Linked DNA regions of Homo sapiens: all the other regions are linked to region 4. Evidence: chromatin loops called from intact Hi-C (ENCODE). Cell type or tissue: PC-9. All regions are shown on one strand. Links, peaks and the distances in the headings refer to the core of each region. The heading gives the core; the rest is flanking DNA.

Region 1 (7,630 bases), core at 1,753-6,752, 200 kb before region 4:
TTGTCCTGCCCTTCCAGATGGAACCAATGTAAATCTTACATGTATTAATTGATGTGTTATGTCTCCCTAAAATATATAAAACAAGCTATACCCCAACTACCTTGGGCACATGTCCTCAGGGCCTCCTGAGGCTGTGTCACAGCCACATCCTTAACTTTGGCAAAAATAAACTTTCTAAATGGACTGAAACCTGTCTCAGATATGTTGGGTTCACAATGCTTTTGGTCTATTAAGCGCAGTGTGTGTGCATCAGGGCCTGCAGGGGTACACGTTTCTGTCTCAGGGTCCCCTGGGTAACATATTTACCCTTGCGAGTGGCCGGACACACCACAGCCCACCATCGTCCGCAGGAAGACAAACCAGATGTACGAAGGAGCAAACGAGGTCAGCAAGGAGAAATAGGCTCCCCACAGGAACGAGATGAGCAGAATCTGAAGCAACAGCAGAACACATGAATGGGACCTGCCTCAATGCGGGGAGGGAAGAAGCCCTAACTTCTGAAGGCGATTTTCGGTTTCCATCCTGATAGTTGCTTCTCTGAGGAGCTAACCTGTAGCAAGCCCACTGGTCTTTCACAATCATCCAACAATACAATCCATGCCATTCTACTGTCTGGAAGCCCAGACCTACCAAGTTCAGACCATTCTTTAAAACTACCATGCTGTGCCCACCCTCATGGGTGGCAGGTCCCTGAACTTGGACATCAAAAGGCAAAAACGTGTCCTCCCTACTCACAGGGCTGCTGGGGACGTAATGAGGCAGTATGTTGGGAGGAGTACAAGGAGAACATTTAAGGTATTTGCTTTTTCTTTAATTATAAGGATAAATTCATAGTAAACAATACAGAAGAAAAAAGAAAATTAAGAAATTGAAATCACCATTGATTGTCCAACCCAGAGAAGATAACTCTTAACACTGTTTTATCTTCTCTGTTTATGAGAGAAAACGAAGTGTTAATGGCTGGCTATAAATGTTCCAGTGGAAAGATGTACTTTCATACATGTAATATAATACATAAGACCTTGCTCTACTGTTGCAGTTTAAGTTGTTTCAGATCTTCTCATTATTAAAATAAGCTGCGATGATATCTGTACATAAGTCGTTATGCCCTCTCTGATATCTTTAGCAAGCTAGATTTCTGGAAGACAAATGTTCAGGTTAGCAGAATATTTTCAAGGTTCATGTTTCATACTGCCAGGCTGATGGTCAGAAAAATTATACCAATAGGGTTTAATAATATTATATAATAATAATGATATATTAACACCAACAGGGTGTTATATATAGTAAGGGTGTCTATATACTTGCAAGTCATGAAAATGTCCATTTCAACGGTGCAGGACTCTTTAAGGAAAAATTTCCTTACATATTTGATAAGGAAAAATTATATCTTGCTATGTATTTTGTTTTTGATAACTCCTGTACTTTAATGTTTTTTCAAAGTTTCTTGATAATTTGTATTTCTTTTATAAAATGCCTTTTTGTGCTTTTTTGAGATACTCGTGTTTTCAAATTTACAAGAATCTATGCTATTTATTTCATGTACTTTAAAACATACAGCCAATTCTACTAATGTTTTCCTTTGAGATTCCTCCATTTGTGTTTATGCTCAGAGAGGATTTCACCAGAAATCAAGCAAATAGAAAAGACAGACCTGGGTTTGTAATCAGAAGACATAATTTATGTCTTGATGTCTAATCTTAGTAGGCACGTGACTTTGAGCACGTAGCTAGTTTCAAAGCTATACCAACATGAGCAAAATGTGTAGCTGCTTATGTTTATACCTGCAAATGTCCACACTCTAATATGTTTTAACTCCGTACATCCATCAACTTGAGAGAGAAAAGCGGCTCAGAACAGTCTGAGGAATGTGAGGTATGCAGAATTTATCAGGTCCAGAGACACAGGAGCATGCGACTCCGGTCACATTCCCGCACCCATGCCCAGGGTAATTGTATTTCATTTTGTTTTTCTTACCTTCCCTGTAGTTTCCAGACTAGCTGATAAATTACCTAAAAGGTTACCGCAAGTTGCACAATGTGACGCTCATCCATTATCTCCATGTTTTTAGATTTTGTGACACCAAGAAAGATGTAGAATCAGCTGATAGCATACCTTATTTTAACGAACCAATGTAAATTATTAGTAAATAACTTAGGAAGTGCCCCCAAATTCTTTTCTCTCCTCCTTTAAAAAACCCACTTGTAACTGCTGCTAATCGGAGCATATATTCAGGGCAACTGGACTGTATGACTTCCGAGCTGCAATCCTCAATCTTGGTCCAAATAAACTCCCTACTTATATTAATTTCGTCTCTGTTTCTTCCTTTAGGTCAATATTTCTGGCATAGCTGGCAAGGTTCAGAGCAACACCACCCCTTACCCCCACAATTACCAATAGGCTCCTCTTGAACTTGCTGCATGAACCCACTGCGTTCCCCTAACTCCAGAGGTTTCACTGGGGGCAAAAGGGTGAGTCTTTCTGAATCTGGCCCTCCTTTCCTTTAGGTTGAGGTCTACAGTTTGGGTGGCTTCTTTATAAACTCTCTCATTTAAGAGCATGGGCTTCCATTTCTGTCCCTGGACGGGACATTCAGGCAAATGGCTCTGCAGAGAACTTCTGCTTTCTCTGCCTCTGCCTCATAGCAGCAGGTTTGGCTTAATGGTCTTGGCCATCCAGCACTAGTCATTTTACTTTTTCTTGTCCTAAAATTCCATCACAGGCTTTAAAACTTGCATCTGTTTCCTACTGATTGTAATTTGGACTTCTCTTTTCATTTGTGGCCAGTTCCTGCTAGTTTCAAACAGATAGGTGCCTGAGGGTGAGTTTTCTTGCCCCAAAATTAAGGGAGACTTGCTCCCTCCCAACCTACTTGGGTGCTCTGGGGGGTTAGAGACTTTATGGACACTCACTCATGACACATAGTCCTGAAAGAACAGCTTCTTCTGAGCTTGCTGTTGCAGCAGTGGACTAGTCATTTAAATGAAAACCAGAGGAAAAAACCTCCCAATAGGGCTGCTCTGAAGGGCTAAGGGGCCTTTTCCATTCCCCTTATTAACTCATTAGAAGCGAAGATATGGATAAATGGAGAACAGATGTGTGCCCCCACTGATATCAGACCTCTGTTCTCAACACCACCACAGTAAACTGGACGTGGTGGGGGCATCTAACCAACCCATGACTGCTTCTAAGTCCCAACCTTTAAAAGTTCAAATAGAGCCACTTAGCGGCCTTCCTTCCTTTAATCCTTCTGGGTAGAGATTTCTTAGAACTCTATAATACCCGCATCTCCTTTTACTCCACACCTGGACTGCAGAGGAACAGCTGCAGGCACAGGTACCCTGAGAAAAATGTCCAGAAGATAAGCCTGGAATGTTCCATCAGGGAGGGAAATGTCTGCATTTTCTATCTTGGGTATTGGGAGGGAGATGCCTACTAAAGAGAAACAGTGATAAGGTTGCCCCCAAAAGAATACACAAAAGACAATTCCAAATGCTACTGTGAGGCCCCACCTACCTTCCAGCGGCCATATCTGTCAGCCAGGAGGCCAAAGAGGATACTGAAAACCATGTAGCCAAAAAACACCATCTGCAAGTGGGAGCGAGATAAAACGGTTCTCTAAGCAGGTTTTACATGTTACTTTACCCCGTTAGCCATTTTCACTAGAAGTAGGCTGGAAATACGGGAGGGATGGAAGTTAATTTAAAGAACAGGGTTTCACGTTGGTCTTGCTTGCCCCTGAGGCCCTTCATGTTCAGGATTTCAGCTCCCTGTTGGTGGGAGCCTAACAAGGCAGATCCTGCCCCAGGTGGAAACGGGGTCCTCTGCCGCCCGCTTGTTGCTAGAGGACGGCTTCGGCTCCACTCTATTCAGATGTGTACTTGTGAATTTCCACTGTAATTTTTAAAATTGTCTGTTCATGCGCTGCCTTATACAGTACACAAATTGGGGCCACTAGAAGCAGTCTCCCTTTATGTTATTACAAATAGACATAACTTTAAACACCAAATCCAATCACTCATTTAAAAAACTCTTCAGAACATTCATAAGTCCTAAGATACACCTACTTCTTTTCCTTACTCGTTCTCACAATGGCCTGTCCTCCCCTGATAAAATTCAAGGACCTGGGATTTGACACTAGGGTTTTATTTATTATAACTTGGCCTGAGACCTCAGCTGCTGTCTGTGCCTCTGGGCTCCTTATTTTCCTGCCTTCAAGAAGTTCAGGCTTCACTGCAGCCCTGACTGACGGCCTCCAGGGCAATCAAAGGAATGCTGTCAGCTCGCATTTCTAGGGGAAAACAAAACAAACCAGAAACAGCTCTGTTTCCCTTTCGCTGTCGCTGTTCTGCTTTTTTTCTCCTTCCTTCACTCTTTAGAGGGAAGACTGAAATGCATTTCTCCCACACTGAACCATGAAAAATTCATCATATATATTCTTGCACGACAAAAGCCACGACTGGGTCCTGCACGCTACACTTTCTAGGACAGAAACGTTCCGTAACCCTGTTTGACAGACTGCAGAGACAGAAACCTGTCCGCTCGCTGGGGCTCCAGCTCTCCCTCTGCCTCCCTCACTCGCCCCCAACGATCCTCAGTGGTGCCCCCTTCTTGTGCACCCTACCCTGCCCTCCCCCTCCCCCACCTTCTACCTGGAAGACGTCCTGCCTCCCTCGCGCGCCCCACCTAGCGCGCGCCTAACCCTCCAGCGTCCTTGAGCTCCCATCGGGCACGCGCCTAACCCTCCAGCACCCCTAATCCTCCATCGGACACACCCCTGGCCCTCCATCGGGCGTGCGCCTAACCCTCCAACGCCCCTAATCCTCCATCGGGCACGCCTCTGACCCATTGGGCGCGTGCCTAACCCTCTGGCACCCCGTATCCTCCAGCAGGCGGGCGCCTAACCCTCCAGCGCCCCTAATCCTCCACTGGGCAAGCCCCTGACCCTTTATCGGGCGCGCGCGCCTAACCCTCGAGCACCCCTAATCCTCCATCAGGCGCGCGCCTAACCCTCCAGCGCCTTTAATCCTCCATCGGGCACGCCCCTGACCCTCCACCAGATGCGCGCCTAATCTCCAGCACCCCCGATCCTCCATCGGGCGCGCGCCTAACTCTCCAGCGTCCCTGACCCTCCATCGGGCGCACCCCTGATCCTCCATGGGTGTGCCGCTGACCCCTGATCCTCTCTTGCGCCCTTCCCCCCTCCCCCGCACGCTGCTGCTGCTCACCCCCAGCTCTTCCTCCTCCGCCACCCCGGCGCTCGACCCTTCCCCCCACCCCCGCCCTCGACCCTTCTCCCCAACTCCCGCCCTCGACCTTTCCCCCATAACCCTGACCCTTCCCCCAACCAGCCCCGCGCTCGACCCTTCCTTACCCCCACGCCCACCCTCGACCCTTCCCCCGACACTTCCCCCATCCCCGCCCTTTCCCCTGACCCCCGACACTTCCCCCCGACCCCTGCCCTCGACCCTTCCCCTCCACCCCCGACCCTTCCCCCAACCACCCCCATGCTCGACCCTTCCTACCCCCACCCCCACGCTCGACCCTCCCCCGCCCCCACTCGCCACCTCCCTAGGGTCAGCTCTTTTCTGCAGGTGCTTGTCTTTAATACATGACATGACTCCACTGTTTCTGATTTAAGCAACACACAAAGCGTTTCTTCAGCATGACTCTCACAAAACACAAGGGCCATCATAGCCCCACAATTCTTTAGTTTTCTCAATTAACAACCGCTTAGAAAACAGGGTTGGGGGGCCTGGGAGACAGTGACAATGTTGCTCATTAGCCTGGCCCTTCCGTTTAGCACAATTGTTCCCAGTAAGCTCAGGGACAGGGTCAGAGTCAGATGGGCTAAGCCAAGACAGGAGGATGGGAGGAGCCCAGAGCAGGAAACAGTCACCTTGGGAGAGTTCAGCTGCTTAGAGAGAAGTCTTCTGAGCTGTGATGGCCTAATGAGGGAGATTGTGTACCTGCTGGAAGGAGCCTCTGTAGGCACCTTAGGAAACAGCACAAATGCAGCCAATGAAATATGAGCTGTAAATATCACATTTACATGTGTGTCATGTACTATAAAAAACGGTATCACGTAATACAATTTTGTAGTGCAGGTGCAAATGCCACACCTGGATCTCCAGCATTCTCAAGGATCTAAGAGGTGCATATACACAAGCCAACTGGGGTACAGATCAGTTAGAATTAAACATAAAGTTATAGGGTCACCCTAAAGATACAAGGATTGGCAAGTAACGCTTTTCTGAAAGCCATGAGAACCAAAATGGAGTCACTTAGGCCACACCCTACCAAAATGGGATTGTAGGCAACAGAGGAGGAGCTCTCAGGCACACAAAAACTGTAATAAGGACTCTGAAAACCACAGCCTTGCACAAAGACCACTGATCGCTTGAGCCCAGGAGCTCAAGGCCAGCCTGAGCAACAGAGTGCATCACTGTCTCAAAAACAAACAAAACAAAAAACAAGAAACTGCTTCTGCAAGAACAATACCCAGCCTGTTCTACCTCGGACTGATGCCACCGTTGTTACTGATCCTTGTAGCCAAGGAAAAGTATTTCAAAATAACTTATGTAGCCTTCCTCATTTTGTCTTTAAAAAACTCTCGACTTTCCTTGCCTTCCTGGATACACCTATGGCCCGGCCACGGTTCGCCATGGCACAGGAATTCCCAGATTGCAATCACCTATCATTCCTTTCCAAATAAACTCATTTCTCTGGAGAGCTTCTCTGTTATTTTAGGTTGACACTTTCTAAAGTATTTTATATGTAGAAGAAAATAGAAAGCAATCGAGTCACTTTATTACAAGTCTAAGTAAAAACTTTGTTTTATTTCTAAAAGTTTTTCTAAAAGCATATGATCTGAGACACCAAAATAGACACCCCTTTAGCAACTAAGACGGGCCCCAAGGTTAAAGAAACAAACGTTATCTCCAGGTCAAGGGTTCAGGGTCTGGCAGACATGGCAGATTTCTGAATTCCTGTCTGAGATATCAAGCTGATTTACAACCCAGACCACTACAGTGCTGATTGGACAGAGGACCAGCCTTACAGACATTCTTTTTGGATAAGCTACTGCAGACCTCAGGTCAGTTTCAGCAGCTTATACAGAGAGTGCACAAACTGTTTGTTTTCTGTAGTTCACCTTTGACATAAAGAGCCAAATTCCACCTCATTTTAATGCTAAAACCCTGCCCCAAAGTGAACATGTGATGTATGTTACAAACGAGCTTACCTAGTCTGCATGTAGGATCCCCTCACAAACATGTATAGCTTTGCCCCCAAACCTGCCAAATATGTATGATGCCAGCCTTGTGAAACATAAAACCCAACCTGTCCTTCTCCTCTTCCAAGAGAAAGCAACTTCAATGCACACTGGAGACTGTCTCTTTCAGGCTTGCAAATCACTATTGCCAATAAAACTGTCCTTTCTATTATTTAGCCATCCTGGTGGTCTTTGGGACAACAAGTACTAGAGAGCTTTAAAAACGCAAAAAAGGAACCAGGGCTCCAAAGTTAATAAGAGGAGTTTTAATGAGGGAGATGGAACTAAGATAATATAATGGAAAAATAAAACATCTCGGGACTCCTAAACTCATTACACCAAAGAGGAGGTTAAGCC
Region 2 (7,630 bases), core at 1,316-6,315, 960 kb before region 4:
TGAACACATACATTCTGGATGAAACTCCCCAAAAGCCAGTTTCTTAACCCTGCACTTTCACCCCTTTCTCTTGCATATGAGCCAGGCATAAACCTCCATATACTCCTCCCACATCCAGGCTCCAGAGCCAGACTGCCTGGGTTCAAATGCAGCTTTAGCGGTTACTGTGTGACCTTGGACAAATCACCTAGACTTTCCGAGTTTCAGTTACCTCCTCTATATAGTGAGGATGATAATAATGGCATCTCATAGGGCTAAATGAGTTCATAGCTGTAAAGTGCTTAAAATAGCACTGGGCACAGCAAGTGCTAGAGGAATTTATCAACTTGGTACCGTTACAATTTTTGTAAAATGGGTTTGAAATGCAATTAATAAACTAGCTAATTTTAAAAAACTAATTTAAAAAACAATGATTTGCAGCCGGAGCAGTGGCTCAGACCTGTAATTCCAGCATTTTGGGAGGCCAAGGTGGGGGCGGATCATGAGGTCAGGAGATTGAGACCATCCTGGCCAACATGGTGAAACCCCATCTCTACTAAAAAAAAAAAAAATACAAAAATTAGCCGGACGTGGTGGCGCGTGCCTGTAGTCCCAGCTGCTCAGGAGGCTGAGGCAGGAGAATCACTTGAACCCGGGAGGCAGAGCTTGCAGTGAGCCGATATCATGCCACTGCATTCCAGCCTGGGCGACAGAGCAAGACTCCGTCTCAAAAAAAAGAAAAAAAAAATACCAATGATTTTCTCTTTTTTTAAACTAATAAGTATCATTTGCTACTAAAATTAGATTATAATGAAGTGGCCAGTGCCTCCTTGGTCACCTCTAAATTTTGATGTCATTTTCAGGAGAATCAGGCTTGTTGATCTTATTCTCCTCCAAGCCTCTTTTTTAACCCCCTAGTCATAGTCCTTGTCATGATCAGCTTCTTCTTCAATCCTGTATCATTTAGGAAAAGTAAAGAATATGCATGTATGTGTACATGTATGTGCATATGAGAGTGTGTACATATGTGTATTGTGGATGTGAACATGAGAGCATGTGTGCATATGTGTTTGTATATGTGCAAGAGTAGCACGTGTGCATGCGTGTGTGTGTAGCAGGAGTGGGTGGGTGGAGTTTGGCCATGCTGAGCATCTCAGCACAACTGCACTTTCACTGTGACCTCCTCCACTTTTCTGCCATCCCTGGTTCTGGATTCTATCCTCTTCCTTCCCCATCTTCCATTGGTAGCGCAATCAGCTCTCAGTCCAGTGACACTTACCTATTAGTGTTCTCTAGAACCTCTACCTTCTTCCGAAGCTCCAAGTTCTCAGTTGAACAAGACTCCACTCTACAAAGGAGGGAGAAAGAAGAAAATTATTATCCATAGAGCAAACACTAAGCTAGGAGCTAGGGTGGAGGTAGGTGGGGATGAGGAAAAGGAGGGTTGGGGGGATCTGCCACCCCATGGAAGTGTGGGAAAGTATTGAAAGAAGGATGAAGAGACTTAAGAAAAAAAAAAAAATAGGCCGGGCACGGTGGCTCACGCCTGTAATCCCAGCACTTTGGGAGGCCGAAGCAGGCGGATCACAAGGTCAGGAGATAGAGACCATCCTGGCCGACATGGTGAAACCCTGTCTCTACTAAAAATACAAAAATTAGCTGGGCGTGGTGGCACGTGCCTGTAATCCCAGCTACTCGGGAGGCTGAGGCAGGAGAATCGCTTGAACCCAGGAGTCAGATGTTGCAGTGAGCCAAGATCGCCACTGCACCCCAGCCTTGTGACAGAGCAAGATCTGTCTCAAAAAAAAAAAAAAAAAAGAAAAATAGAAGGAGCTGGGGCCGGGCGTAGTGGCTCATGTCTATAATCCCAGTAATTTGGGAGGCTGAGGCAGGCAGATCACTTGAGGTCAGGAGCTCAAGAATAGCCTGGCCAACATGGTGAAACCCCATCTCTACTAAAAATGCAAAAATTAGCTGAGCATGGTGGTGTGTGCCTGTAATCCGAGCTACTTGGGAGGCTGAGACAGAAGAGTCACTTGAACCTGGGAGGCAGAGGTTGCAGTGAGCCAAGATCATGCCACAGCACTCCAGCCTGGGCCACAGAGCGAGACTCTGTCTCCAAAAAAAAAAAAAAAAAAGAGGGAGCTGAGTGATGAGTGCCTGAATAATGAAAGATGAATAGTGACAGTACAAAATATGACCCTCTTTTAGGGTGTTACAACCTCTTTCCTCTCACCTCCTCCCTAGTGTTCTCAATGCCCATCATACTTCTCCCTCTATACTACAGTAATCTGGATACTCCCAGCTACACTCTTACCAGGACTGATAAGAAGTGAAGAGACTTAAGCAAAGGGCAGGACGAGAGCCCAGGACTAGGAATCCTGGTGCTGGGGCACGCATGCCCAAAAGAGACAGTAAAGAGACTTTCATAGGAACATCTTGACCCTGGATGCCCATAGAAAATGGTGGGACAGCATGGGACTACAGTCTTCCCACGGTATTCAGGGGGGATTAGTTCCAGAACTCCCCACAGATACCAAAATCTCCAGATGCTCGAGTCCCTGATTAAAAAATGGTGTAGTATTTGTATATAACCTTTACATATCCTCCAGTATATGTTAATCATCTCTAGGTTATTTATAATACCAAACACAATGTAAATACTATGTAAATATGTGTTATCTTGTATTTATAGTTGTATTATTTTTTATTGTTGTAGTTTTTTTTTATTGAGTTGTTTGGTTTTGGCTTTGGTTTTTTGAGACAGAGTCTCACTCTATCATCAAGGCTATAGTGCAGTGGCACAATCACAGCTCACTGCAGCCTCAACTTCCTGGGCTCAAGTGATTCTCCCCTCTCAGCCTCCTGAGTAGCTGGGACCACAGATGTGCACCACCATGCCTGGCTAATTTTTTTTTATTTTTTAGGGGGTCTGGCTATGTTGCCCAGGCTGGTCTTGAACTCCTGAGCTCAAGCAATCCTCTCACCTTGGCCTCCCAAAGCACGGGGATTATAAGAGTGAGCCATCACACCCAGCCTATTGAAGTTTTTTTCTGAATATTTTAGACCCATGGTTGGTTGAATCTGAGGACGCTGAACCCCCAGATATGGAGAGCCAACTATACTTAATGCTGCATTACCAGTACTTAAGTCAGGTGATAGAAGCACTAAACTTTCAATAGTAGCTTTGAGAAACAGCCAGGAACCACCAGCCACTCCTTTCCCCAGATCCACATGAAGTTCATTTCTGGGTCTGGGGCCTCATGCCCATCTTAAAAATATCTTGGTTTGTTAGCTAAAGAACTAACTTCCAGGGCTAAGACAAAACTGTATTTAATTCATCTTTTTCTAACAGCCCGCCTGATATTACAGACTTTTCAAAAGAACAAAGATTGCCTTCAAGTGTTTTTGCAAAAAAAAAAAAACATGAATTGTAGTGGCTGGAAAATAAAGGCTGCCAACCTGACATCTTTCTTTCCCTATGTGCCCTCTCTAGAGCATGAAGGAGTGTGGCCAATGGGGGCTGATTAAGTAGCACTGCTCCTTTCAGCTAAAACAGGGCTTCTCCTGCTAGAAGTTCCAGGAATGTGCAGGAATGTTAATATTTGTATGTGTTTGAAAAGAAGTCTGTGAGGACTCCGGGGTCCTTGGCTGGCAGTGGTATGATTCAAACACCTACTAAGGTACTTTCACTTCTTTCTTGCTTTATTATAGACGTCTCCTCCAAATAACCACTAGGTGGCAGGCAAACCACAGCTGATAAACCACCGGGTTTCCAAGGTGGCCAGAAAGAGGAATTGAACTGCTTCTCCCCGATTCTCCGCACACCCATATTTCCCTGTGCATACTGCCCGATGAACGCAACAGTTTGCCAGCAGGCTTACTTTTTCTCCAGGCTGTCCATGTATTCTTTCTTCTTTCTCCTACTTTCCTGAGCAGAAATCTGAGAGAGAGGAGTGGGAGGAGAATGATTAATTTCCAGCTCTGTAAGTAAACCAGTTAAGATGGGAGGTGGTTAGCGTAGAAGTCACCAAAGCCCTGCTTACTTCTGCAAGCTGCTTGCCATTTGTTTAAGCTGCTGGTTCATTGACTAGTCTGTCCTCCCGGGTTTCTAGCTGCCAAACTCACACCTACTTTCCTACAAACCAGGCCACCAGTAAAATGGACACTGAGTGGCCAGGAGCAGTGGCTTACACCTGTAATCCCAACACTTTGGGAGGCTGAGGTGGGCGGATCACTTGAGGTCAGGAGTTCGAGACCAGCCTGGCCAACATGGTGAAACCCTGTCTCCATTAAAAATACAAAAAAATGGCAGGCGCAGTGGCTCTAGCCTGTAATCCCAGCACTTTGGGAGGCCAAGGCGGGTAGATCACCTGAGGTCAGGAGTTCAAGACCAGCCTGGGCAACATGGTAAAACCCCGTCTACTAAAAATACAAAAATTAGCTGGGCGCGGTGGTGCATGCTTGTAATCCCAGCTAATTGGGAGGCTGAGGCAAGAGAATCGCTTGAGTCCGGGAGGCAGAGGTTGCAGTGAGCTGACATTGTGCCACTGCACTCCAGCCTAGGTGACAGAGAGAGACTCCATCTCAAAACAAAAAACAAAAAACAAAAAAATTAGCCGGGCATGGTGGCACACGTCTGTGGTTCCAGATGCTTGGGAGGCTGAGGTAGGAGAATCACTTGAACCTGGGAGGCAGAGGTTGCAGTGAGCCGAGATCATGCCACTACACTCCAGCCTGGGTGACAGAGTGAGACTCTGTATGAAAAAAAAAAAAAAGAAAGAAAGAAAAGAAAAGAAAACAATGGACACTGAGTGAAGAGCCAGGCCAGAACATGTGGCTCACAAACCATCAGTGTGGTCTCAGATAAATGAGTTTAACTCCTGGACCTCTGCTGGCTGAAGTACATATATAAAATAAGACAGCTGGCTTGGTCATACATCAACTTGCTGCTGGTTCCGCACATGGATAGAGTGACACTAAGCTCTTGTCTTCCTTCCCTCTTTGCCCCCTCCCTCCTGGTAGGCCTGTGCCTCAGCCATCCCCCTGGTTTTCATCAGGCCTGCTCAGCACTGAGGGGCCCAGGGGTAGGAGACTACTGAGTCCAAATATAGACCAGCAAACTGCAGAAGTTTTGTGATCACAAAACCCTACCAAGAAAAAAAAAAATTAACCAAGCACTTGCAATGTATTTGTATCTTATATATATATAATATATATATATGCTGTATTTTATATAGATACATAGAGTACATATATATGTCTACTAGAGGAAACTATTGTATATATCATACACCCAAAATTTAAAAGGCTGAGTTAAAAAAAAAAAAAAAAAACTAGATGGAAATTCTAATAGCTTCCTCCCACCCGTAAATGTATCATCGTGGGCACCAAAGAGGTAGATACTGATCTGGGAGTCTGCTGGCCTCAAGAGGGATGGGATGGGCTGGAGGAAGAGAGGGGCACGTGGTGAGGGTGCTCCTCCCAGGGCTTAGGGAAGGGAAGGGCTGGGCCTTGGTCTCCACCATGGGATGGGGTAGTGCTGGCCGTTGGGAAGGCAGGGAAAGGGATGCTGACTCGATTCTGCTCGTCTCTGCTCTAGAAGTGCCTAGATTTGAAGAGCTCACCTTATTCTTGATCTTCCTCCGAATTTTCTTCAGGGCCTTCTCCTCTGATTTTGACAGGGGCAATTTGGTGGGGATGGGATAGCCCTCAGCGATCAGGGTCCTCTTCTCCTCCTCTGTCAGGACCAGAGGGCCTGATCCCTGCAGTTTCTGTGCAGACCAAGGAGCAGAAAAGGGTCAAAGAAAAAGAACTGGGACCACTGAAGAATCACCTCCCAATGGGATGATGAGAATCTGTTACAATGTCTTACAGAAGGCTCTGAGACAAGGATGCCCCATCTGCTTTGGGTGACAGATGGGTATTTTGAAGGGCATGGGAAGATGGGGAAGACACCCCCATGTGAGTGTTATAACCTAGGGATTATAATTCAAGGGAAAGAATAAAGAAGCCTCCACCCATTATTTCCCGGGAAGCACCCTACTCGCTAAAACATGAAAAGAAAAAGCAGAGAAGTCATTTCCCACATCCCTAGAGATTTCCTGGCCTTGGAGTGATGAAGGATTCATTTGCAGCCCTGCTTTGTGCAAGAATTTTGTTGTTCTCCTTCTGAAAATGCAGTTTTATAAGGTGCTCTCTACACAACAGGAGTCAATTCTCTCCTCCACTTTTAGCTAAGAGTGCAGAGCACCCAGGGACACATCTGCAGACTCTTTCCACAGAAGCCTCTGGCTTCAGCAGTCTCAGAATGTCCATCAACAATGAAGACAAGAACAGTAGCACATCTCATGGAACCCACAGTAGAATGGCATGTTTATAATTAATCAAACAGAGTCCCTATTGCATTTTAGCTCCATACTAAATGCCATGGAGGACTCAAAACAAACCCTACCTCTCAAGCAGCTTGTGATCAAGACTGTGAGACTGAACTGATACCCATGAAAGGATAAGAGTAATTAAATGCTAAACTGTAATCTTAGCTGATATGGTTTGGCTCTGTGTCCCCACCCAAATCTCATTTTATAGCTCCCATAATTCCCACGTGTTGTGGGAGGGACCCAGTGGGAGATGACTGAATTATGGGGTGAGTCTTTCCCATGCTGCTTTTGTGAGAGTGAATGAATCTCACAAGATCTGATGGTTTTAAAAAACAGGAGTTGCACTGCACAAGCTCTCTCTTTGCCTGCTGCCATCCATGTAAGACATGACTTGCTCCTCCTCGCCTTCCACCATGATTGTGAGGTTTCCCTAGCCACGTGGAACTGTAAGTCCAATTAAACCTCTTTCTCTTGTAAATTGCCCAATCTCGGGTATGTCTTTATCAGCAGCATGAAAATGGACTAATACATTAGCTAAAGGTGTACTAAAAATTTGAAGTAAGAGAACACTACTATGAGTTGTGTGATCAGGAAACGTTTAGGGCAGGAGATGAGATTTGAATTGGGCCTCCTGAAAGAAAGGGGATGATTTACATAAGAGAGAGGAGTGCATTCTAAGCAAAAGGCAGTATTTTGAAAAGTCACTGAAGAAGCCACTGCCTAGTGTGGGTAAGGAGTTCTTGAAGCAGCGGAGGGTTGGATACCTGATAATGAGTAAAGGTGTCAGGGCTTGGTACCAACAAGTAACAGGGAAATACAACATAGTTGTTGGGCAAGCATCCGACATGGGGAAGAGTTCCTCCATAAACATGTAGAATGGACAGATCATAGTAGTACACACAGGTATATAGGATACAAGCTATTCTAGTAATCCAAGGAGTGAAGTCAGGTTCAAGGTGAAAAGGTGAAGAAAGAGTGGAAGGGTGAATTCCCTTGTCCTCAGTAACGATGAAATTTAAGAATGTGGTTGCAGATCTAGAACTTTCAGGGACAGAATCAATACAAATTTTCAAAGTTATGTTAATTAATGGACGGATGGTACTTACAGAATTTTAAAACATCTCATTTCATTTAAATTTTCTAGTTGTGAGATTGTGAATTCAAAATAGCTGATTATAATTTTTAAAATTTCATAGAAATCAATTCACTCCTAGAACAATAAGGAGTTAACGATCTATTCTTCTTTATTATGGTGTCCTCATGTATGGGAG
Region 3 (7,630 bases), core at 877-5,876, 860 kb before region 4:
TGAAGGGGAGAGGAAGGCATACTCTATTGGTTTCCCAAGGCTACCATCACAAAGTACAACAGCCTGGGAGGCTCCAAACAACAGCAATGACTCTCCAAGGTGTATGTCACCCTCTAATGTTCTCTGCCTCCTCTCTTTCCTTTGTACCTGTCTACTCAAGAGCTCATCTCAGCCCTTCCCCAACCAACACACTGAGTTCTCCGAGTACAGCCCCCTTGCCATCCTTACTGAAACCATTTGGGATTACTCAATCAGAGTTGCATTTTTTCAGATCATCTCATTCCTCTTGGGCGGTTTTTTTTTTTTTTTTAAATAATACAACAAACCATGGAATCCTGCCCATTTCATCTCTGACATTGTTTTAATAAATTCTGAAGATGTATTTATTTTACTCCTCCATGCTCTTGACTTTCTACTATCTGTTGAGATTTTTCTTTTTATTTTAACATGTTCTATCATTCTATTGCAGTGTGGAATGGGAGCAAACTTTTACTACCCTCTGGCCTTCTTTTGTTTAATTCTTCCTGTTCTAACAGTGTTCAGTATAATAGAAATTTCCCAGCTTTGAGGATTTTCTTTCAATGTCTATTTCTTATTTATTTATTTATTTGGAGACAGGGTCTCGCTCTATAACCCAGGCTGGAGTGCAGTGGTGTGATCATGGCTCACTGCAGCCTCAACCTCCCAGGCTCAAGTGAACCTCCCACCTCAGCCTCCTGAGTAGCTGGGACTACAGGTGTACGCCACCATGTCCAGCTAATTTTTTAATTTTGTATAGAGACGGGTTTTCTGCTTTGTTGCCCAGGCTGGTATCAAACTCCTGGGCTCAAGCTATCCTCCCACCTCAGCGTCCCAAAGTGCTGGGATTACAGGCATGAGCCATTGCACCTGTAATATGCAGTGTATATAGAACAAACAGGAGAGAAGATGTCTGCAAGAATCTAATACCTTCCTAGGAAATCCAGGAAATCAGGATAGGCCTCAGGAATGTGAAATAACTTGGTAATGAGAACTCTGAGTACTGGGATAAAGAGTCAGACAGAAGGAGGGGAGAAGGAGAGCTGCTCCCCACCGCTGAGAAGTCCACCTGGTGTAGAAAATGAGCTGGAAAGAGACGGCACAGGTGCCTTGGCTTCAATTGGCTGTAGATTGCTTATTGATAGAGAATAGCCCCTGATGGGGGTGCTGGATAGAACCGTTCTGCCTGAAGCCAAGGAAACACGTCTCTCTGCCTCTCGGTTTCTCAAAGGGGTTTGGGGGGGTGGACTCTGAAAACCTAGAAAGCAGCCTGCCCTTGGAAACAGACCTCTTCCCATCTTGGCAAATTCAGAAATGGCCAAAGGCCCCAGGACAACAGGAAGAGCTACAGGTACGAGCAGCCAGAGTCACATACGTTGGTCCTTCTCCACCTCTGCTGACCTCAGGAGATCTTGAACTCCACCCTCCCAGGGCCACCCCTCGGCTTCACAATTACATGCTGAATTTATACTCGTACTAACCTGTCACTGTGTGGAGGCTGCTAATACACTACAGCTTGTTTAAAGACTGTAGAAAATTTGAAAATAAAACTTTATTATATTAAACCCCTACCTTACAACTTATATGAAAAAAAGCTTCAGATGGACTAAGGATATTAGTGTAAAATAAAACAAAGCCATCCAGAGAAACCAGAGATAAAATACTTTTATAATTTTGGTGTGAACAAGGTCTAGGCCTAATGTAAAAGGCAGAAAATATATAGGAAAAAATAGCTTTAATTTATACATAAGTATATGTGTCTGTGTGTCTATGTATGCACACACATAGCTATACAGAGATATACATCTTAACCTGTAATTAAATAAATGAGATTAAAATGTTATACATGTTACCGTTCGCATGAGTCATTTTGCAGTGAAGATTTTTTTTTTCCATTGTTTATCTGCTCATGGCCATCCCATCCCAAGAACACAGTGGTGACAGCCTGGTACGTATCATTCCATACTTCCTTTATGCTCATATAATCATATACAAATACACAGAGACAGAGAGAAGTTCAGTCACTGTTTTATTATGCACATTTCTCTGCAGTTTGCTCTTACCACTTAATAAGAGATCTTGAAAATCCCCCATCCTCCAGTGTGGATTTAATGCATTCTTGTTAGCAGCTGACTGGAAAAGGATGAAGCATTCTTCATGTTGATAAACAGGTTTTACTTCTAGAAACATCAATTGTATGACACCAGGATCATATGCTTTGCATGTCCCAATTTCCCGGTATGTGACCTTCTCCCGGTGATAGAAGATCAGGCTCAGGGTGTTGAATATTTTTTTTTTTTTTTTTTTTTTTGAGATAGAGTCTGGCTGTGTTGTCCAGGCTGGAGTGCAGTGTCGCCATTTCAGCTCACTGCAGCCTCCACCTACTGGATTCAAGCAATTCTCCTGCCTCAGCCTCCTGAGTAGCTGGGATTACAGGCGTACACCACCAGGCCCGGCTAATTTTTGTATTTTTAGTAGAGACGAGGTTTCACCATGTTGGTCAGGCTGGTCTAGAACTCCTGACCTCGTGATCCACCTGCCTCGGTCTCCCAAAGTGCTGGGATTACATGCGTGAGCCACCGCACACGGCCTCGGTGTGTTGAATTTGACAGCCTAAGGGCACACCCAGTGCCCAAGGAGCGGGGCTAGCAGGGCAGGAGAGGAACAGAGAAAGGGATCAGGCATGAAATGGTGTGAAGGGCCTGCGGGAGGGTTAGGCAAGACGCAGGGATAGAGAGGTTCAAGGATTGACACTGCTTTGCCACAATTTTTCCTCCAACCTCTGTAGGGCGCTCCCCTTAGGAGATTGTTGGCACCGTGTCACAAGAGAGGTTGGTGGAGGCAAGAGGTTCCTTAAAGGAGGACGGAGGACACAGCCAGAAACAAACAGCCCTTTAATTGAACTAGAAAAGACCGGAATTTCAATTTCAGCCGTTTTGGTCACTTCTCCAACACTGCCACCAAGTGGCTAAAGAGGAACAATGCAACTAGCAAACCCAAAGGGAAAGATTGCAAGAGCTGGGCAGTCATAAAATAAAACCACCATGGCTGGCTAATTTTTTTTATTTTTAATAGAGACAGAATCTCATTATGTTGCCCAGGCTGGTTTCGAGCTCCTGGACTGAAGCGAACCTCCTGCCTCAGACTCCCAAAGTACTGGGATTACAGGTGTGAGCCGCCACTCCTGGCCCCAGCAGTGGTAAAATAAAACCACATCTCACATTCCAGATTAATTTGCAACCCTCAGGTGGAGAGAGAGAACATTTTCATCAACCTAAAGAGTGCCTTCGTGCTGTTTGCTAGTCAGTGCTTCTCCAGAGGTCATTGCCTTTCTGGCTTCCATAGATCAGATTTGCCTGGTCTTGAGCATGATGCAAACAGAATTTTACTGCCTATACTCCTTGTCTGACTCACGCATCTGTGAGATGGGTCCATGCTGCTGCTTGTACAGCCTATTCTCATTATTTGCAGTAGCTCTGTTCTACAAAATCATCACAGACACTGAACCATTGCTCATAGGGAAAATAGGGGTTAGGTTCCTGGGAGACTCTGCTCATGACAATTTCATCAAGCAATCAGTACATATAAAGAAACAAATGTATCAATCTATGTTTAACGTGTATCAACTGATAAACATGCAGAAACAAAATAAAAGCAGATAACCTGGTTTTATGTGTGTTTCTGTTTAAAGACACCTTGTTAAATATATATTGGTGATTCATTAACGTTGAACTCATGGCCAACAGCACTGTAATTCACGACTGAACGAAACTTATCCATGCCTATTTTCCCCAAAAAACACATCACAGCCTTCTTGCACTTAGGAACATTAGACAGCACTTTACCCTTATGCTTGGGGCCATTTTAAACAGCAAAATCACCAACAAAGCACCACAAAAATGAATTTAATGCTATGTGTAGCACTAAATTGACCACAAAAATGATACTTGTTTTACCATATGACAGCCAGAACGAGAAGACAGAACTTGGTCTTGTTTGACCTCACCAGGATAACAAATTTTGGCTGCAGTGGGGCACACCAGGAGATTCAAATTTCTCACTGTTCTGTGCAGGTCCAAAAAATGGACCATAAGAATACCATGAGTATTTTAGGGTGACAAATAAATATCAGCAAGTAGCCAAATTCTCAAATACAGAATCCATGAATAAAGATCAACTGTATCTGTACTTTGGTCTGTGGAGTTTGTTGTTGTTGTTTTTGAGACAGGCTGTCACCGTGTCACTGAGACTGGAGTGCAGTGGTGGGATCATGGCTCACTGCAGCCTCGACCTCCCTGGCTCAAGCAATCCTCCCACTTCAGCCTCCCGAGTAGGTGGGACTACAGGCACACACCACCATGCCAGTTTTTCTGATGGGCTATAAGCTCTATAAAGTCAATCTCAATTCCTCAAAGCAGTCTTCTCATATCTGAAAATATGCCATTCCAGTCAAAGCCTTGGTAAAATACCCAGTGTCTCCACTTGTGACCTGTTACTAAACAAAAACAAAAACAGATTCTTATTGAACCTAAGCAAATAGCTGTACTGACATAAATTAAGAATACTCAAATAGTTTCCAAGTCCTGGAGAAATCAGGTAGAGAGAAATTTTACTCACGAGAGTATACTCAATTGTTAAAAGCTATAAATAGGCCAGGCGCGGTGGCTCACGCCTGTAATCCCAGCACTTTGGGAGGCCGAGGCGGGTGGATCACGAGGTCAGGAGATCGAGACCATCTTGGCTAACACGGTGAAACCCCGTCTCTACTAAAAATACAAAAAATTAGCCGGGTGAGGTGGCGGGCGCCTGTAATCCCAGCTACGCAGGAGGCTGAGGCAGGAGAATGGTGTGAACCCTGGGGGGCGGAACCCTGGCAAGCGGAACCTCGGGAGTGAGCCAAGATCGCGCCACTCCAGCCTGGGAGACAGCGAGACTCCGTCTCAAAAAAAAAAAGCTATAAATAACTCAAGTTTTCAGCTGGGCACAGTCGCTCATGCCTGTAATCCTAGTACTTTGGGAGGTTAAGGTGAGAGAGTAGCTTGAGCCTAGGAATTCAAGACCAGCCAGGGAAACATAGTGAGACCTCATCTCTACAAATAATAATACAAAAAATTATCTCAGTGTGGTGGTGCACACCTGTAGTCCCAGCTACTCGAGAGGCTGAGGTGGGAGGATTGCCTGAACCTGGGCAGTCGAAGTTTCTGTGAGCTGAGATCATGCCACTGCACTCCAGCATGGGCAACAGAGCAAGAACCCATCTCCCAAAAAAGGAAAAGAAAAAAAGTTTTCTTGACTCTGAAAAACAAAACAAAAAAGTATCAGCAATGTTTCAAACAAAAAAGGCATAAAAAATTATTTCAGTTATAAATTAGTTCAGTTATAAATTAGTAATTAACCTTTGTTCTGTCCAAGACTGGGCCAGCAATCTTCATGAACATATCAGCTCTTCAATGAAAGATCTGGCAATTTTCTCTCTAGTCCAATGACACAGCCTCCAAACTTAGAAACCTGCATTCAAGAGCACCCATCAGAGTCCTCTCCATGAACTTCCCTAAAGAAGAAGTAACTTTTGAACTGTAGCTGATCATAAACTACTTTTTGAGAAGAATCAAAGTAAAACAAGGACTGTCCATGGATGATAGAAGTCTTAGGACAGGCCAGGTGCAGTGGCTCATACCTGTAATCGCAGCATTTTAGGAGGCTGAGGAGGTGGATCACTTGAGTCCAGGAGCTCAAGACCAGCCTGGACGACACAGGGAGACCCTATCTGTACAAAAAATAAAGTAATTAGCTGGGTGTGGTGGCATGAGCCTGTAGTCCCAACTACGAGGGTGCTGAGATGGGTGGATCACTCGAGCCTGGGAAGCAGAGGTTGCTCAGTGAGCCGAGACCATGCCACTGCACTTCAGCCTGGGTGACAGAGTCAGACTCCTATCTTAAAAACAAAAACAAAAACAAAAACAAAAAAACAGTCATGGTTAAAGATACAATTGACAAGAAAATTTGCTTATTTCTGTGACATGCAATTTACATCAGAATCATAATTATTACTGATAATATAATATATACTAAGACATATCAGGATTACAGGAATCTCATATGATTTTGGAACACATACTAATATTTATTTAACTCAAAGTTAAATAAACATTTGATATTTGACAATGCTTCCTTTATGATTTTAACACACCAAATAAGGCAAATAAGTCCAAAATCTCTTTTGGACTTCAGGGGACCTAATATCTAAAAAAGTTAATAAGGTCAAAAAGAATAGATTTCAAACCTGAAATTTTGATTTTGGAAAGTTTGTCAAATATCAAAAGTTTAAAACATTTGAGATCACAAAATAGGATCACAGGTTATTCATTTAGCCAAAAGTGATAACTCAAATATTTCCAAAAAGAAAAAAAAAAAACCTTTACTCTTTGATAGAGAGGAGACTGAGTTTCCCAAACAAAAAGACCTAATAAAAACAGCGTGCAGCCAACTGAATCTGTCTCTTTTCTTTCCTCTTTTTTTTTTTTTTTTTTGGCAGTTTACTCAAAAAGTAAGCAAACATATTTTATTGTCTCTTAATTATTACATGAAAATCTTGTTTAAAAGAGAAAACCAAATTTTGCTTTTGCATAGTATATTAACACTGAAATTAATTTTTAATAAAATCTTATAAACAAATCCATTCAATCTCAATCACTTTGACCATTTAGAATTTTCTAGTAAAGAACAGATCAGTGCTCTAAGAAAACCCTTTTATTCCAACACAGGGTTTCTGACTCTGGCCCTGCATCGTGTGCTCTTGATATTAATGTTTAATTTGCAGAAAAACTAAATGATACCCTTTAAATTGTAGCCAACTTGATCACACAAAAAATTCCTTTCATAAGATCAATTCACCACAATCTTACTGAAAGCTTCAGTTTTATCCTATCATTTTATCTTAGGACAAAAATTTACTTTCCCAATTTTCTATATCCATTTCATTTTATCTATCATTTTTCCTTCCATTTAAAACAACTTAAAAACGTCTAAGCTAGGAAAAATCACTTTCCCTTAAAAAAAAACACTACATTTCTCTGACCTTTTACCAAAAACACATCCTACTTTCCTTATATACTTTACATATAGAATTTTTCTCTTCTATCTAGTGGTTTTAATTACATATATTAATTACAATGTTAACTCTTCATAATTTTTAAACGAAAAACCTAGGAGGTAAGCAATTTAAGTTATGTATCAGATGTGTAGCCCAGGACAAAAGGAGAGAGCTGCAGATAATACATGACCCTTCCCACCGCAGCGAGGAGGCATAGTTAGGCGAGAGAGAACTCCACATGTCCCCAGGCCTTACCATGTCATTTTTTAGAGCCTAGAATCTAAAGGTGCTGCTAAGACTGGCAAGTCAAACAAGCATCAAAAATATTCCAGAAACAGTTTATAACCTTAAAATCTCTAGCAAAGATAGCATCTGACCTACCTAATTCAGATCAAATGTCTATATTAAATCCTGAAGATGTTTCTATTTTATTTCGCCAATAATTATAAAATTATCTTTATTTACTAAAGATTATTAAGGTCATGTGAACGAAAAGACATTTGAGTTAAAGTTTCTGGT
Region 4 (7,630 bases), core at 1,179-6,178:
CCCTAGCCTGGGTAACAGAGAGACCTAGACTCTTAAAAAAAAAAAAAAGAAAAAGAAAAAAAAAAAGCCTACGTATGTGTGCAAGCAATTACAATATCTATTTTATGAAAACTATTCAGAACCATTTGTCTTTAAAATGAAGGTATCTCTGGATCACAAGAGTCATTAAGGTTTAAATTGGCCAGACACAGTGGCTCACGCCTGTAATCCCAGCACTTTGGGAGGCCGAGATGGGTGGATCACCTGAGGTCAGGAGTTCGAGACCAGCGTGGCCAACATGGTGAAACCTTGTCTCTACTAAAAATATAAAAATTAGCTGGGCGTAGTGTGCACGCCTGTAATCTCAGCCACTCAGGAGGCTGAAGCAGGAGAATCGCTTGAACCCAGGAGGCAGAGGTTGCAGTGAACTGAGATTGCACTCTTGCACTCCAGCCTGGGTGACAAGAGTGAAACTCTATCTCAAAAGAAAAAGAAAAAAAAACGCAAAGGTTCAAATTGTGTTCTATACCTACTGCTTAAGAGGTAGAAATATAAGTAACAATAAAGATTTTTTAAATCTCATTTCCCAATACTGTTATGAGCAAAACACGGTCATAATATACACCAGGTAAACTGTTAAGAGACAAAACCAGGAACCAACGAAGAAGAGTCATCCTTTCTGGTCTTACAGGCTCCATGAGCCCAAACAGCATGGTGACTGCAGCAGACACAGTGAAGAGAGAAAAGGTTCTGCCCGAGGGGCTGGGGACCCCATACCCTCTGTGAGGAAGGGTGGGCGGCTTCTATCTAGAATGCTTCACTTGCCACGTGCCTGCAGTTTAGCCCAGCTAGTTGGATCACCATACTTAAAGGGGCCAACGAAGACATTCCGTTACCCATCTGGATCAGTGAGTCTATTACAAAGACAAACTACTCTACAGACACATCCTTAAACTTAGCCCCCTATCTGAAAAATGCTTCTAACGGGTGATCAGTTATTATTCCTGCCAGCGTGAAGGGCAGTAGGTTCTTAACTCCAAACTGAGAGAGGACCATACAAAACTAGTAACCCCACAGTCAACCCACGGACAGGTTTTGCTTGGCCTACACACTCTTTTAATTGATAGCCATTATTTTAAACATCTGAAAATTTCATAGTAACACTCAGATTTCTGGGTTCTCTTGGCAGAGTCTGAAGCTCTGGCATGACCAGGCCCTCACGCAACACAGAAACCACCAACTGCCGTGAAGCAGCGACTGCCCTCGTGGGATGGGGTAGGTGCTCTTCTCTCCACGGCAGTCCCCACTGGCGACCTCCCTCTCTTGCACATGACACTCTTGGGCTTATGAGTCCATTTCTCCCAACTGCAACATCCCACTGGAGGTTCTACTAAATGAGATTTGTCACTGAGGAATCCTAATTGAGAATCTGGGGCCCCAAGGTGGCCTCTAGTTGATGATGTCACCTTGGAAGGAACCTGTGCTCCTTTCCTTGTGAGGTGGATAAAGGTCCACAGTCATGCCCTTCTCCAATTCTTGATTTTCTTGAGGAGCAGATGAGGAAGCCTGGTCGGCAGTGTACCACCAACCTAGAGCTCACGGGTGGAAAGAAGGGAGGGTGTGTCTGGAAGAACAGCCCACTGGTAAAAGGGTTTCTCCAGAAACAGAAGCGATGTTCCTGGCGGTGATTCCGGTGGCTGCGTATGTGACTCTACTGCAAGGAAGCAAGTAGTGTGGTGACACAAAAAACTGCAGGCACAAACTGAGATTCCACTGTGGGAAACGATCTCAGACATTTGAGCAGAGTCCCCAGCGGCTATAACCACTGCCAATCTCATTCTCAGTGGCCAGAATTTCAGAGAAGGCTAAACTTCTATACCGAGAGAGATGATCTGCAGATGGGAAGGACAGTCCCCTTGGATTCCCAATGGCCCCCGTGAATCCTGCCAGAAGGCCAGGAGCTCCTGGGCCAGGACACTTCCTCTTCCTGTCCTTCACCTTCTTGTTTTCTCCTCATTTTGCAGGCGAGACTATCAGAACTTGCAGGCCAAGAAGAGGATTTACTCAATTTCCTATATTCTACCATCTATATTTAGACTATAGATGTTTCACACATAGATGTGTTCAGATACAGTTTATCAGTCTTCAGAAATAAATGTACATCTTTTCACTGTTTACGGATTTTGGTGCCTATTTAGCAGTCCTTTGTGGGTGTTGCAAGAGGGTGACCAGACAGCCTGGTTGTCCAGGACAACCTCAGTTTATGCCTGTTGTCCCACGGTCATTATTAATAGAACACCCCCTTACACTTCCAAAAGTGTCTGGATTGGATGACAAATTACATCAAACTTTTTCTGTAAAGGGCCAGACAGTAAAGACTTTAGGTTTTATGAGTCATATAGTCTGTCACAACCACTCAACTCTGCCTTGCAGCAAAAACAGTCATTGATATCAAGCCAACAAATGGGTGCGGTTGTGTTGCAATAAAACTCTATTTAGGCCAGGTTTGGTGGCTCATGTCTATAATCCCAGAAATGTGGGAGGCCAAGGCAGGAGGATCGCTGAGCCCAGGAGTCTGAGACCAGCCTAGGCAACAAGGTGAAAGCCCATCTCTACTAAAAATACAAAAATTAGCCAGGCAAGGTGGCATGTGCCTGTAATCCCAGCTACTTGGGAGGCTTAGGTGGGAGGATCACCTGAGCTTGGGGAGGTTGAAGCTGCAGTGAGCCGTGATTGCACCACTGCACTCCAGCCTGGGCAACAGAGCTGGAGTGTCTCAAAAAAAAAAAGTTACTTACAAGAACAAGCAGCTGGCTGGATTTCTACCAAGGCCTGAATTATAATGGTCACCCTTATTACAAGGAACCAAGGAATATTTCTCTTGGCCTTAGGAGAACACACCGCTCAAGGAGAAGATATTTTTGAGGGGAAAGTGGAAAATTCAAGGTAATTCAAAAACACATAGTACTTCCCTAGTATAGGCTTGAAGATGAAAAAAAAAAACCCTGTACATGTACCACTGATTCTAAAATACAAGTTGAGGGAAAAAAAGATAAACTACCTAAGAAAAGATGAGTTCTGAGACAGGCATTATCTTTTAAAGTGTTTCAGAATTCAAAATCTGAGGAAGATTTTTATTTTGGGGCAATCTTTTAAAAAAGGAGCCACTGAAGGCAAGCAGCCTCTGGGGTGGTGTCTTCCAGGAAGAGGCTGCTCTGCACCCACAGGAGGAGGAATCCCTGCACTCTCTGCTAAGGAAAAAAGGAAGAAAACGATGCTGCAAAGCTACCGCAAAAGAAGGCTGATCTAGAGTCACTGAAGCAGGCAAATGAAGACAGCCAGGAGAAGACAGGTTCCTCCCCATACAAAACTCAATCATTTAAAAAAATCAAAGAGAGGGGGACTGAGAGGGTTCCCCACAAATTCCTTTGAGAGAGGAGCCCAGGTTGGCTGGAGAAGTGAAGGGACAAGAAGGGATGCTGCCCCTTCTATCTGTTTCACACCACAGCAAGTCTCCACTTGGCACAGTTTACAAAAGCTCCGGGTGACAACCCTGGGGAGCCCTCCCCAGATCAAGCCAAACCCCACAGATGCCCAAATACCCCCAGAACCCAACACAGCACAAGAGCACCACCTACTGTAAGAGCAGCCATGCACCACATTTAGAAAGTAACAGGAACTACTCAATTCCTCGTACTGAGGAAGACAGTAGTTTCATTTACAGACAGCCTAACTCTGAAATCGCACTGATCCCCATGAGTAGATCAAGAAGGTCGGTCTTTAAGACCCTAGAAATACCGTAAGTTCCTAAGGAAAAGTCTCATTCTTTCAGATGATCATAATTCAGTTGTATTTAGGCCCCATCCCAGTATAATGTTTGCACATTTGTGTAATTATATTTAGCCTATTTAAGTGCTTGTTATTTATATAATTTAGGAGAAAAATACAAACCTCAACTAAGAAATGGCTGGTTGCATAAGGTCTATCTAAAGCGATCACATCCATCGCAAATCCCTTCTCAAAGGCTGTGCTTTTTGCTAACGTGTCTCTAAACCAGGCTGGCTCTGTGAGTGCCTCCAGGAGGTGAAAGGGGCCTGCTGCAGCAAGGCAGGGCTCTCCTGGTATGGAGTTTAGGACGCCCTGTGTTTCCCAGTGCTGCCGGAGTTAGCGGCACCTGGCTCGCCCTCTCTGTCTTCGGGTATCTTTGTGTCTGTATTTCTCATGGGTTAAGTGAGGCTGGTTCTCTCTCCCCTACTCAATGCAGTCTGTGTGTATGCATCTTACGCTATCAATAACTGCCTTTAACACTTCAAGCAAATCTGTCTGGACCTCTTTTACTTTGGAAAAAAATAATCCCTTATTTATTTATTTAGAGACAGGGTTTTGCTCTGTCACCCAGGCTGGAGTGCAGTGGTGCGATCAAAGCTCACTGCAGCCTCGACCTCCTGGGCTGAAGCGATTCTCCCACCTCAGCCTCCCAAGTAGCTGGGATTACAGGCATGCACCACCACGCCTGGCTAATTTCTGTATTTTTTGGAGAGACGGGGTTTCGCTATATTGCCCAGGCTGGTCTCCAACACCTGGGCTCAAGCGATCCATCCACCTCAGCCTCCCAAAGTGCTGGCATTACAGGTCTGAGCCACCACTCATTATTTCTTAATTTCCATTAACCTCTTTCTCCCATAAAAGCAAAATATATATAAGCAAATACGCTATCTTCTTAGCACTCCAAGGACAGTACAGGGAAATAAAACCCTAAATATCCCTCCTCTCATTAGGAAACCCAGCCAGGCTAGCTCAGTCAGTAGAGTATGAGACTCTTGATCACAGGGTCATGCCCTCATACCTGTAATCCTAGCACTGTGGGAGGCCAAGGCGGGAGGATCACTTGAGGTCAGGAGTTTGAGACCAGCCTGGGCAACATGCTGAGACCCCATCTCTACAAAAATTTTTAAAATTAGCTGGGCATGGTGGCATATGCCTATGGTCCTAGCTACTCAGCAGACTGAGGTGGGAAAATTACTTGAGCCCAGGAGGCTGAGGCTACAGTGAGCCTGGATCACACCACTGCACTCCAGCCTGGGCAACAGAGTAAGACCCTGTCCCAAAAAAAAAAAATAATAAAAATAAACAACAAAACCAAATAACCCTCTGACTAGGGAGAAGGAAAAAAACCTTGAGGATATTTCTCTCTCTCTCTGTTTTCCAGTTAACCTCGAAAAAAGTCCCACTGTGAAGTCTGAGAGAACGGGGCTTACGTATAGAGAGGAAAAACACGGAGTGTGTTTCCAGAGGTGGCACTCGGCAGCACCCTGGCTGACAGCACTCAAGTCTCCCCTCAGAAGGGGTGGCACCCCACCCCACCCACTTCATGACCTAGAGGGCCCTGGTGCATCAGCCATCAGGCATCAGGCACTGATACCACACAGGGCGGCAGCCAGTGCTGCTGCTTCTCCTCCCCTTTCAGCGCATCTTTCTAGGAGCCGCCCCACCCGAGTTCCAGAAACTGGAGTCGGTGGCACGCACTGGGCATCCGATGTAGGCTGAGTTGTGGACGCCGGGGGGCCTCCTGTAGGTGCCATCGCTGTCTGTGGTGATGAGCCGGTCCTTCTCAGCGTCGGCAGGACAGCCGTTGACCTGGTGTTTCCGGCGAGGCTTGGGAGAACGTTTTATCCGTGAGCTGCCAGGAAAAAGAGAAATTATCTTCGTAGGAAATCACCCTTTTTGCCACTGACTTACCAACTAAACACTAAGTACCCTGAGTACCTAGGATGTGCTACCCCTGGAAACACCCCATAGGATATAAACGCCATGTACGAGACAGTCTCTGCTCTAAGGAAGCTCAGAGCATACCTAAACAGACCTATTAACCCACATGAAGCAACACAGAATGATATAAAGCCATTTGTAATCATGACATTCAGAAAAGAAGTCAGTGGGAGCTATTAGTCCCATGGGGCTAGAACTAGGTCTTTTTTATTTTATTATTCTTTTTTTGAGATGTAGTCTCATACCGTCGCCCAGGGTGGAGTGCAATGGCGTGATCTCGGCTCACTGCAACCTCCACTTCCCAGGTTGAAACAATTCTCCTGCCTCAGCCTCCTGAGTAGCTGGGATTACAGGCGCCTGCCACCACGCCCAATTAATTTTTGTATCTTTAGTAGAGACGGGGTTTCACCATATTGGCCAGGCTGGTGTTGAACTTCTAACTCCTGACCTCGTGATCCGCCTGCCTTGGCCTCCCAAAGTGCTGGAATTATAGGCGTGAGCCACCACGCCTGGCCCAGAACTAGGTCTTGAAGAGTGAATGGGACCTGAAGCCAGGGAGGATGTGGGAAGCAGGTGCCAGGGGCAGAAACGGCAGGCAGGTGAATGTTCAGGGGCTACCAGGCCGTCTCCTGGGTGGCAGTTCTGTCCGTGTGGCTGACCCGTGAAAAAGAGCTGGAGTGGAGGGGCAGGGCCGGCCTGCGACGGGAGCACAGGACCCACCTGGCAGGCAATAAGAGCCACCTCAGGTTTTGAGTAGAGAAAGACATACATGAGAGCCGTGTTTAAGGAAAACGCATCTATGTCGGGGACGGGAGTCTGGGAGACCAGGGGAAGGTAAGACCCCAGACCCTGCAGGCAGCTGTGAGAAAACCAACGAAGATCTGCTGGGTGCCAGCCTGGGTGGCTCCGGGAGATGAAAATATTGGAGGTGACAGAGTGGGAGGTGAGGAAGAGCCAAGGACACCACAGAAGGAGCCAGTGTGGGAAGGAAAGGGTGAGTGCAGTTTTAGACAGGCTGAATTGGAAGAGACAGATTAAGCCCCAGGAAATGCCCCGAGGCAGGCAGAGGGGCAGAGTTGAGAACAAAGCCAACGCCTCCCACACTAAGGTGACCCTCAGCCAGGGTAAGCCTTCCGAGTGGCCTCCACATCCTTCTGTGCATGAGCCCCTTCAACTGTCTTCAGAGACCTCCACGTGAACACGGATGGGGTCCTTCTGTCACAGGCCCTGCAGTAGCAGAGGGGCTCCTGTCCTGCTCCTGTGCCCCCCGCAGCACCTCTGCGCGCCCGCCCCACCGCCTAGCGCAGAGCCCCAGCCCACCTCTTCCTGGGCTCTATGAACACGGAGGGCACGCTGGCCGTGGGGTCCAGGATCTTGTCGATCTGCATCTGTGCCCTGCGGTACACCCGGTGTCGCTCCTTAGTGTCGCCCGAGGACAGGTCGTCTACCACCGGGAACTCGTAGTGCCCGCGGCGCTTGGCGCGCAGGCGGATCTTGTTGCGATGGTGCTCGATCTCAGACTTGTGCCGCAGCGCGGTCTGAATCTGAGGAAGGGTGAGGGAGAGAAAGACAGCCATAGAGGTCCCGGGAAGCTTCTGGGACACACACTTCGCAAAGTCTTTATTTATTTTTATGTTTATTTATTTATTTGAGACAGAGTCTCACTCTGTTGCCCAGGCTGGAGTGCAATGGCATGATCTCAGCTCGCTGCAACCTCCACTTCCCGGGTTCAAGTGATTCTCCTGTCTCAGCCTGCCGAGTAGCTGGGATTACAGACACGCACCATCATGCCCAGTTCATTTTTTGTACTTTTAGTAGAGATGGGGTTTCTCTATGTTGGCCAGGCTGGTCTCGAACTCCTGACCTGAAATGATACGCCCAC

What was found. Peaks named below come from ENCODE experiments on the same cell type or tissue, not always from the same donor. Only the 100,000 strongest peaks of a DNase experiment are listed, where the experiment ranks them.
Region 1: it touches region 4 in a loop (3-fold over the local background); 2 of 110 quality-filtered maps call a loop at or near these places.
Region 2: it touches region 4 in a loop (20-fold over the local background); 10 of 110 quality-filtered maps call a loop at or near these places.
Region 3: it touches region 4 in a loop (10-fold over the local background); 9 of 110 quality-filtered maps call a loop at or near these places.

Annotation. Positions count from the first base shown.
Region 1 is chr7:138,659,558-138,667,187 of GRCh38, forward strand. It overlaps SVOPL (SVOP like), which reads right to left. Exons shown (of 16, transcript NM_001139456.2): 5 at 3,517-3,588; 6 at 307-431. Among named protein-coding and RNA genes, the nearest start is that of SVOPL, 38 kb to the right of the region's middle. In PC-9, for the core only: no CTCF peak of the experiment used is centred there; a DNase peak (open chromatin) is centred at 4,284; H3K4me3 peaks cover 1,619 bases; H3K27ac peaks cover 1,564 bases.
Region 2 is chr7:137,900,096-137,907,725 of GRCh38, forward strand. It overlaps CREB3L2 (cAMP responsive element binding protein 3 like 2), which reads right to left. Exons shown (of 12, transcript NM_194071.4): 6 at 5,607-5,753; 7 at 3,864-3,922; 8 at 1,259-1,327. Among named protein-coding and RNA genes, the nearest start is that of CREB3L2-AS1, 49 kb to the right of the region's middle. RefSeq lists an enhancer at 3,941-4,441. In PC-9, for the core only: CTCF peaks have their summits at 3,710 (motif pointing right) and 3,914; a DNase peak (open chromatin) is centred at 3,736.
Region 3 is chr7:138,006,032-138,013,661 of GRCh38, forward strand. The region is part of intron 2 of LOC124901752 (a long non-coding RNA gene); the gene reads left to right. Among named protein-coding and RNA genes, the nearest start is that of CREB3L2, 7.8 kb to the left of the region's middle. In PC-9, for the core only: CTCF peaks have their summits at 2,989 (motif pointing left) and 3,188; a DNase peak (open chromatin) is centred at 2,960.
Region 4 is chr7:138,862,470-138,870,099 of GRCh38, forward strand. It overlaps KIAA1549, which reads right to left. Exons shown (of 20, transcript NM_001164665.2): 14 at 7,069-7,292; 15 at 5,506-5,659. Among named protein-coding and RNA genes, the nearest start is that of ATP6V0A4, 68 kb to the left of the region's middle. In PC-9, for the core only: CTCF peaks have their summits at 3,598 (motif pointing left) and 3,804; a DNase peak (open chromatin) is centred at 2,392; H3K27ac peaks cover 1,917 bases.